Linked DNA regions of Homo sapiens: all the other regions are linked to region 2. A link is a contact called in ENCODE Hi-C data. All regions are on one chromosome and are shown on one strand. The core of a region is the stretch at or near the end of the contact, and the rest is flanking DNA. Distances in the headings are between cores, read along the strand shown. Region 1 overlaps PDZRN3 (PDZ domain containing ring finger 3). Region 2 holds the start of UBA3 (ubiquitin like modifier activating enzyme 3). Region 3 holds the start of PPP4R2 (protein phosphatase 4 regulatory subunit 2).

The links. Hi-C counts contacts between places; a loop is a spot of excess contacts on that map. Pooled maps may share reads with other maps.
Region 1: a loop to region 2 is called in a pooled map, with 8 times the contacts of the local background. The contact joins the enhancer-like site here to the promoter of UBA3 in region 2. A Hi-C loop is called at or near these places in 2 of 37 single-sample maps with no recorded cell type and 3 of 50 pooled maps.
Region 3: a pooled map shows a loop between it and region 2 (4-fold over the local background). The contact joins the promoter of PPP4R2 here to the promoter of UBA3 in region 2. A Hi-C loop is called at or near these places in 11 of 50 pooled maps.

What each region holds. Positions count from the first base shown.
Region 1 is chr3:73,447,568-73,450,267 of GRCh38, forward strand. The region is part of intron 3 of PDZRN3 (PDZ domain containing ring finger 3); the gene reads right to left. Among named protein-coding and RNA genes, the nearest start is that of PDZRN3-AS1, 170 kb to the right of the region's middle. RefSeq lists an enhancer at 1,431-1,500. Within about 2 kb of position 1,309, at least 3 of the 41 ENCODE cell types and tissues checked have a DNase peak (open chromatin) inside an H3K27ac peak, as active enhancers do.
Region 2 is chr3:69,078,995-69,081,884 of GRCh38, forward strand. It overlaps UBA3 (ubiquitin like modifier activating enzyme 3), which reads right to left and starts at 1,371. Exons shown (of 18, transcript NM_003968.4): 1 at 1,340-1,371; 2 at 1,118-1,159. The coding sequence starts at 1,359. RefSeq lists silencers at 850-1,079, 1,200-1,289, 1,410-1,479.
Region 3 is chr3:72,995,384-72,998,237 of GRCh38, forward strand. It overlaps PPP4R2 (protein phosphatase 4 regulatory subunit 2), which reads left to right and starts at 1,428. Exons shown (of 9, transcript NM_174907.4): 1 at 1,428-1,688; 2 at 2,694-2,775. The coding sequence starts at 1,655. It overlaps LOC124909395 (a long non-coding RNA gene), which reads right to left and starts at 1,808. Exons shown (of 2, transcript XR_007095961.1): 1 at 1,724-1,808. RefSeq lists enhancers at 1,053-1,102, 2,363-2,412 and a silencer at 1,283-1,912.

The sequences.
Region 1 (2,700 bases), core at 59-2,558, 4.4 Mb after region 2:
GTCCCATCTGGGGTCATAATGACCTCCCAATTGCCGCAACCAAGAGCTTGTTGTAAGTCCTCCATTCAAACTATCTAAATAGGAGGACGTGGAGGTCCATAGTTCAAGATTTACCTCCACTGGCTTTAGAGATAATTCAGTTGCAGTCCAAAAAGATTACTTACCGGCGGAACTGAGATGTGGCCCCAGCCTTCTGTTAACCATGTTGATGTTCTTTCTCCTAAAGACCACCACCTGCCTTGACCTTCCCTGTAACACCTGACCCTGTTGACTCTACACTCCTTCTTAACTCTTCCCTGGTCCTTTCATAGTATACATTCCTCATCTACCCAGATCCCTCTGGTAATGCCTGCTAGCTCCTTTTCCTCTTGCATTCTACATAAATATAGATATGCCCTAAATATCATAGCTTTTCCAGTAGTAAGGATCATATCTAGCACACACATTTTCTTCTTCCCACCTCTCTTCTGTCTCCATATACTGCCAGTGGGAGTTCAACCTATTAGAAATGCCCTCTGACAACCAAAAACATCCTTCTCTTTCATCACCCGTAAATAAGCACCTACCATGTGAGATTCAGCACAGGAGGGGAATCTGGGATCAGACTGCCTAATTTCAAATCCCAGCTCAGCTTCTTTAGCACATGCCATTGTGACCTGGCAAGATTCTTCCCAAGTCTTCATTTTTTCTTCTAACCACCTACGATTGTTGTGAAGACTAATGAGAAATTACTCATACAGAGTTACTCAGTGAAGTGGCTGGCTTGCAGCATTAATGGTAAATGCTCAGTAGATTTTAGTTTTCTTCCTTTCTTTTTTACATTTTCACTTTTAATGTTTGCTAGGGATGATGCTGAACCCTAGTTCCATCCCTTGTATAGCTCAGCGTCTGGTGTAATTAAACTTTAGATGTGCCACAGCAGCTGTCTGCAGAGTAGATGGGGAGAAAGGAGTGAAGAGTTAATTCTACTTAGGGCATCAGAAAAACCTTCATTTGAAGAGCTAAACACTAATCTCAATCTTGTTTTTTTTTCCTGGGGACTAAGCTGCTATACAGACCACATGTAAACTTTATTTAATAGAAGCTTCACAAGTGAGCAATATCATGGCAAGAAAAAAACATTTAGAACAGAATTGTTCAGACATTGGGGTGCATTTAGCTACTAGGGTGGGCAAGAAACATAGGCCAGAATAATTTGTGGCTACCCCTGAGGATATTCACAGTATGTAACACCTCAAGCCAGAGAAGCCATGGAAACACCTGGTGTGATACATCTGTACTTGTGGCACGAAAGTCAGGACAGGCACCTTTTATATTTAAAACCAGTCACCATGACTACCACAACCCAGTTTCTCATGCTACCACAAACCTTCTATTTCTCACTGCAATGTGGTGTGTGGCATGGTTGGAGTCACAAGACTGATTTTCATGGGACTTTGAACCTCTGATTCTTATGTTTCTTTGAGTTTCATTTTAAGCCTGGTCTTTGCAGAGAAAGGGGGAAGAAATCACAGATAATTAAAGCATAAAATATTCTCATTTCATGGTGGGGCTAACAAGTGAAACTACAAGTAATGATGTAATCCAACTTGTCAAAAAGGGAAATGAAAAGAGGAGACAGAAGGCAGGACAGAGCCTTGGGACCCAGCGTGCCATGTCATCTTCTAATTAACTAACTGATCCTTTAAACTGTCAAACTCGGCGAGGAACTCCATGGCCTGGCATCTGATTAATATTCATATTCGGGCACTGGATGCTCTGATTTAAGTCCCAACGGCTGTAGTTAAACATCAGTCTTTAAAAAAAAAAAGAGAGAGAGGGAAATAAAAACCTGCCTGGTGAACCAAAGTCTCCAGGTTTTACATTCATAGGGAAATGAGGGAAGGCCACACTGAGTTCCATAATCCACAGTGCGAGCAAATCCTCCGTGGATGCATATTGATTTCTGAATCATGATGAGGACTTGTATATTGAACAAATAATTATTTTGCTTCTTTCTACTGGCAGCCACATTGTTAATCATATCCCACGCCTCACTGTTAAATAAGCGAACAACGCGTGTAAAATTACATAGCATTCGGTAATATAATCAAGCTTTTAATTTCAAACAAAAATAATTGAATATGTAATTTAATTAAAACAGGCTAGAATCCATCATTCAGTTAAACTGTAATAAGTGGCAGCCTGGACTTTTATTCTTATGGCACAGGCTGCAAAAGAATATATTGCCTCCCTTAAATTGACTTCTCGACTAAAAAATGCTTCAGTCTGGGGTGTAAGAAAAGCCTGTTCTAACTGCATGCTTTACGTAGATGAGGCAATTGACTTAAAAAACTCAAACCAGCACCCCTAGACAGAGTCTCAGTCTGATTCACACTCCCAACCACCAACAGCTGGGCAGCACACGCCATAGGTACCTCCTCTGGAGGACGATGATGAGAAGGGTCCTTAGGAGGCACTGGATGGACTGTGCCTTTTCCTTTACTCTCAGTTCTCTTTTTATTAATTAAAGACCTCTGAAGGAAGAAAATAAGTCAGCCCAGTTCCACTGCAAGTTCTAACAGCATTGGTTTTTGGAAAATGTTTCCTAAGATATTTTTATATTTAATGTGAGAGAGGCTTCCCTCTCATGATGCCAGTCCATTCTACATTACTGTGTTCTACATTGACATGCCACTGATCCCATATGCCTTCTCAGTA
Region 2 (2,890 bases), core at 121-2,620:
CTCCACAGTTTCTACCGTCAAATATATTAGTAATATCCAATTTTTACAAAAGGGACCAAGAAGTATTGCCTAGCAATAAAAACCATACGTTTTGATGTCAGAGTTGTGTTGGGTTCCACAATTAACAGCACTGTGACCTTGAGCAGATTACTTAATAGACATAAACCTCATCTGCAGGCCGTTCATAGCTACTTCTTTCAGCCATGAGGATATAGATAATCACACAGAAGACTCAGTACAGTACGTGGGATATGGTAAGCAATGTTTAATTGTGATTTCATGTAAAAGTGGGAGGGAAATAAAAGGCAGGAAAGAATGTGAAATTAAGTTTGTCATCCCGGTCCTCTTGCAGCTGAAATTCAACTGAGGGACACACATAAAGATCAAAGCACTGCTACTGGGAATCGGCACGGAAATTTACAAACTCACCATAACCAATGCAAGAGTATTTTTTCCCTGCCCAGGCAGGGAGGGGAGTAAATTATGTGGCGCTGGCCAGGTTAGAAAACACTTCGATTAAATCTGTCTCACCAGCATAGAATTAAGCATCTGATAAGAAATAGGGTGTGTAGTAAAAGGGATAAATAGGCTGTTTGAAGTCAACAACCTCTTTCCAGATCTTTTAAGAGCCAATTATTCTGCCAAAATGACTGGAGTGCTTAGTACAATACCTGACATGTAGAGTTATCATTAAAAGTTTGCAATTAGTACTACTGTCTCAGTGTTTGCAAAAGGCCACAAAACGGTCTTGTGTCCTTTTCCTGTGTGTTTAAGGTAGATTGCCTTTTCACAGGGTCACTGCTCTGACAATTTGGGATGGAGGAAGAGGAGTGCACAAGGGTCCTTCCTCAAGACCTTTACGTCAAGCACCCCGGAGGGCCCCTGCAGGAGCTGGGGCAGTACAGCCTGGCCCCGACGCCCGCACCGGGCAGATACCGGGAGCGGCCCGCCAGGCCCCCGGGGCTGCGGGGCGGGGATCAGGGGATGAGGCAGCGCGGCCTGCGCTCCGGGTGTCCCCCTCCCAGCCCCCCGGGCCCGCTGCGGCTGGTCCCCTAGGCCTGGGGTGGGGGGAGGCGGGGGTCCCCGGAGAGGGCCCCGGCCTCCCGGCAGCACTAACTTCTCAGCCAGCAGCTCCTCTATTCTCCTTCTTTTCTTCTCCCTAAAAGAGAGAATAAAAGAAGGGTCAGCATCGCGCTACACACTGGGCGCCGCGAGGGGAGGGGGGCGAGGGGACGGGGCGGGGGGTGTGGGGACCCCGGGTGGCGGCGGCAACCGCCCACCGCCGCGCTCTCTCACAACCCAGCCCAGCCCGGCGCGTCTGCAGAGCCCCGGTACTTACGGCTCCTCGCCATCCGCCATATTGTTCTCCGCCTCTTCCCAGGTGCCCACGCGCGGCAGGGCGGGGAGGAGCGGGACTGGCAAAGCGGGGAGGGGCGGGGCTGGCGAAGCGGGGAGGGGCGAGGCCAGAAACACAACCGGCAGGGAGGTGCGAGGTTGACTGCGGCTGGGCTCCCATGGGCTTTAAAGTCTTGCCCTGTAATTATAATCTTAATTACCTACGCTTAATTAGGTGAATCTTATACCGTGCATAATGTTGCTCTGCAGCGTGAAAATGTAGACAATACATTATGCGTTTACACAAACTATATGTTAATACGTAATTATACAAAATATTGGTATATTCTATGAAAAATTCGTGAAGAACCCTCCCAGTATGCCAGAGCTTTCCTCTGGGGGCAAAGATCAAGGAAATTTTCACTTTCTGCTTTTCAGGATGGTTCCAAAGTCTTTGCCTTTATAAGTACTCACTTGAATAATAAATTTATCTAAATCCGTTTACATTGGTGGGGTGGGAGATTATTATTTTCTTTGAACAAATCAGCATTAATATTTTCATGTCACATTCTGTTAGATAAGTTCAGCGGAAACAAAATGATTAAAACTTTTCCTGAGATAAATGTGTATATTTAGATACAAAGAAAAAAGTATAAAGGAAAACAATCACAAAAATCAAAGAATAACTGAGAACACCCATAATCCTATCACCTAAAGATAAATTGTGATAAAAGTTTCAATTATTTTCTTCTAGAGTCAGAAATACAAATATACACTGTGAATCTGGATGGCTGGATAGAGGGAAATGATCATGTTCAAAAATGTATGTATATACACGTACACACACATCTCCTTCTATGGAGTGGGACAAGAATGATATTTGGAATCAAAAGTAACTGATTTTAAATTCTTCTCAGTTGTGAGCTACGAAACCCTTAGACACTTCTATTTCTTCATTTATAAAGTGGGCATAACACTATTCACCTTGTAAGACTGATAATTAAGTAAAATCCAGAGTGGCTCTCAAAATACAGTTCCTGATCAACATCACTTGGGAAGTTTTTTTTAACACAAATTTTCACCCCTCACCGCCCCCACCACGCTCCCCACCGCCCCCCCGCCACCCCACCCTTCAGCCTTCTGCAAAGCCTGGGGTGATTCTCCACTGGTAAAGTTTGAGGGCCACTGAAATGGAGTACATAAAGCCTGATGGGTACTCAGTAAATGTAGCTGCTGTTACTACACTGTGATATTTAACCTCCTCTTGTCCTAGTTTTCAGTGAACCTTAAGGAAAGCTTGTCCTTTATGGTCCCCCAATTAGGTTCAGTTCAATAGCATTCACTGAGCTGAAAGTCAATGCCAGGCAGTGAGCGTGGGAATAGAGTTCACAGTCCCTATCAAGAGATACCAGCCTCCTTCTGCATCACATGTCTCAGCGTCAACTATGAAACTACTTTTTCTTGCCCAGACAACTCCACAGATGGTTTCACTGAGGATTTAACCTCAGTGCTTATCAAAATGGGCTCCTGTAGCCTGAACCCCCAACAATACTGG
Region 3 (2,854 bases), core at 178-2,677, 3.9 Mb after region 2:
GAGCCACCGTGCCCGGGCAGTACCTTTTCTTTTAAAAGCTCACAGATGAGTATAAAAATGTCCACGCACTGGCTGGGAGCCAGATGATTTGGGTTCTGGGTTCTAGTTCTGTCTCCCCAGACTTGCTGTCTGTGACACAGCTTTCCCATTTGTAAAATGTCAGGGCTGCAGAGGACTTCTGAGGTTTCCGCCCTCTCCTACCTCCTGGGAGATTATGTCATGTAATAATGCTAACAGTGGTAATAAAAACCCAGCCACGTTGAGTGTTCCAGGTTTCACGCACTGTGCCAAATGTTTCACATTTGCCATTTCACTCAATCCTCGTGGCCGTTTTACAACCCTCATTTTATAAATAAGAACCCTGAAGCTGCCTGAGTTTAGGTAACTACTTCAGGGCCACACAAGGAGTAAGTAGTTGAGTTGGGATTTGAATATTGATTCCAAACCTTGAGCTCTTAATGACTTTGCTGTATACATTACTTCTTGCCACAGGTGGGCCAGTGACGAACGAACGTTGGGTTAAGCAGGGAGGTATTCTTGTTAGGATTATTAGCAATGCTTAGTGTATGTATGTATTGTTAATTTTATTATTATTTTTTTGAAACAGTCTCGCTTTGTCGCCTAGGCTGGAGGCAGTGGCGCGATATCGGCTCACTGCAACCTCCGCCTCCTGGATTCAAGCGATTCTCGTGCCTCAGCCTCCCGAGTAACTGGGATTACAGGCACGAGCGACCACGCCCGACTACATTTTGTATTTTTAGTAGAGACGGGGTTTCGCCATGTTGGCCAGGTTGGTCTTCAACTCCTGACTTCAGGTGCTCCGCCCGCCCCAGCCTCCCAAAGTGCTGGGATTACAGGCTTGAGTCACCGCGCCCGGCCTGTATTTATTTTTATATAGAGAAGGGCGAGGGAGCGGGGTCATTTTGTTACCCAGACTGGTCTCGAACTCCTGGGCTCAAGCGATCCTCTCGCCTCGGCCTCCCTCCCAAAGTGTTGGGATCACCGGCCTGAGCCCCCTGCCCGGCCTCGCTCTACGTTTTTTAGGCGCATTCTGAACGTGAAGTGTATACACTGAATTCTCACAGCAACTGCATAGGGCATCAGTACCAGTGCCCTTACTGTACAGATGGGGAAAATGAGGCTCAGACAGGCGAAGTAAGTAGCTTAAGTTCACACAGAGAGGAAATGGCAGGGATTCAAAGCCTAGGAGTCCGCCTGCAACCCTCTCGCCTGACCGTCCAGTCTTCAGCTCCGCGGAGCCTGGGCCTGGGGCTGGGGCTGGGGCTGAGGCTCTGGAAGCCGCCGGGACGCAGACGCCACTGGGCCCCAGCGTCACACCTCGGCCGCGCACGCGCTCTCGGGTTCCGGGCCGGAGCGCGCGGCGGGAGCGAGGACGGCGGCAGGGAGCGTGCGCGCGGTGACGTACCGGGCGCCATGTTGGAGGGTTGGTGGTAGCGGCTTGGGGAGGTGCTCGCTCTGTCGGTCTTGCTCTCTCGCACGCTTCCCCCGGCTCCCTTCGTTTCCCCCCCCCGGTCGCCTGCGTGCCGGAGTGTGTGCGAGGGAGGGGGAGGGCGTCGGGGGGGTGGGGGGAGGCGTTCCGGTCCCCAAGAGACCCGCGGAGGGAGGCGGAGGCTGTGAGGGACTCCGGGAAGCCATGGACGTCGAGAGGCTCCAGGAGGCGCTGAAAGGTGGGGGTAGCTGCCCCCTCTCCATTCCCCCTCACCTTCTCCGGCTCGCTCTTCTCTCCTTTCAGGGCGGATGGTTCCGAGGACCGGGGCCGGGCGCGGCGTGGGGAGAGTGCTTCCCGGGCTCCCATCCCCCTCCACCTCCCCAGGGGCGGGGAGCCCTGTGGGCAGCTCTCTCCCGCCCCGCTCTGGCTTTGTGTCGGCCGCCGGCGTCTGGGCTGGGGGAGGGGAGCCGGGGAAACTCTTGCGGGGGCCCCAGTCTTTCTCCCACCCGTTCAGGGGACGAGTGGCGGACCCGCAGACCCCTCCCTCCCAGATATCCTCTTTTCTCCACCAGGCTACCCGTACGCTAGGCGTTGGGGTGGGAGAAAAAGTAAACGGTTGGTGGGGGCGGGGGTAGGGGGTAGCATCGCAACTTTTAAGTTGTCTCAGTATGCCTTTTTCAGGGCTTTTGAAGTCATCTTTCCGCGCCCTAATTTCGAGGTGGTTGCCTTCACTGTTCTTGATTGCACGCCTTCCACGCAACAGGCTTGAGAACAGTGGCTTACAAACTTCGAGTAGAGAGATTTCAGCGTTTTGAGAATTATTCTTTGACATTCAGAATCATTTGGGGACGGCAACTTGGGGTAGTTGGTGCTTCTTAGAAAGGCAGATTTATGGACTTAGATGAACAATTGGTGGGAGTCGGGGCCTGGGGATTTTTATTTTCACTGGATTCCCAGCTTAATATAATGCTGGTGTTCCCCCGGACCACACTTCGAGAAGCACTGCGTTAAAAATGGTTTGTGAAGTTGAGTGCCCCCTTTAGGAGGATTCTTGTTATCTGTAAAGAGGGTGACATGTTGGAAGTAGAACTTGGAGGATTGAGGTGGTAATTTGGTTGAGAGGCCTTATTTTTTTAATTTTGTATTTAATTGATTTTTAATAAGGTAAAGGACTAGGAGGAAAGTTTGTTTTTAGAGCGCTTTTGAGAAAACTGATAACGTTTTTTTTTCTTCCTTCATCTAGATTTTGAGAAGAGGGGGAAAAAGGAAGTTTGTCCTGTCCTGGATCAGTTTCTTTGTCATGTAGCCAAGACTGGAGAAACAATGTGAGTTGAAAACATGCATTTGTCGTTATAGACCAGTGCATTATTAAGAATTGCTCAGGAAAGGGAAAAAAGTATATTT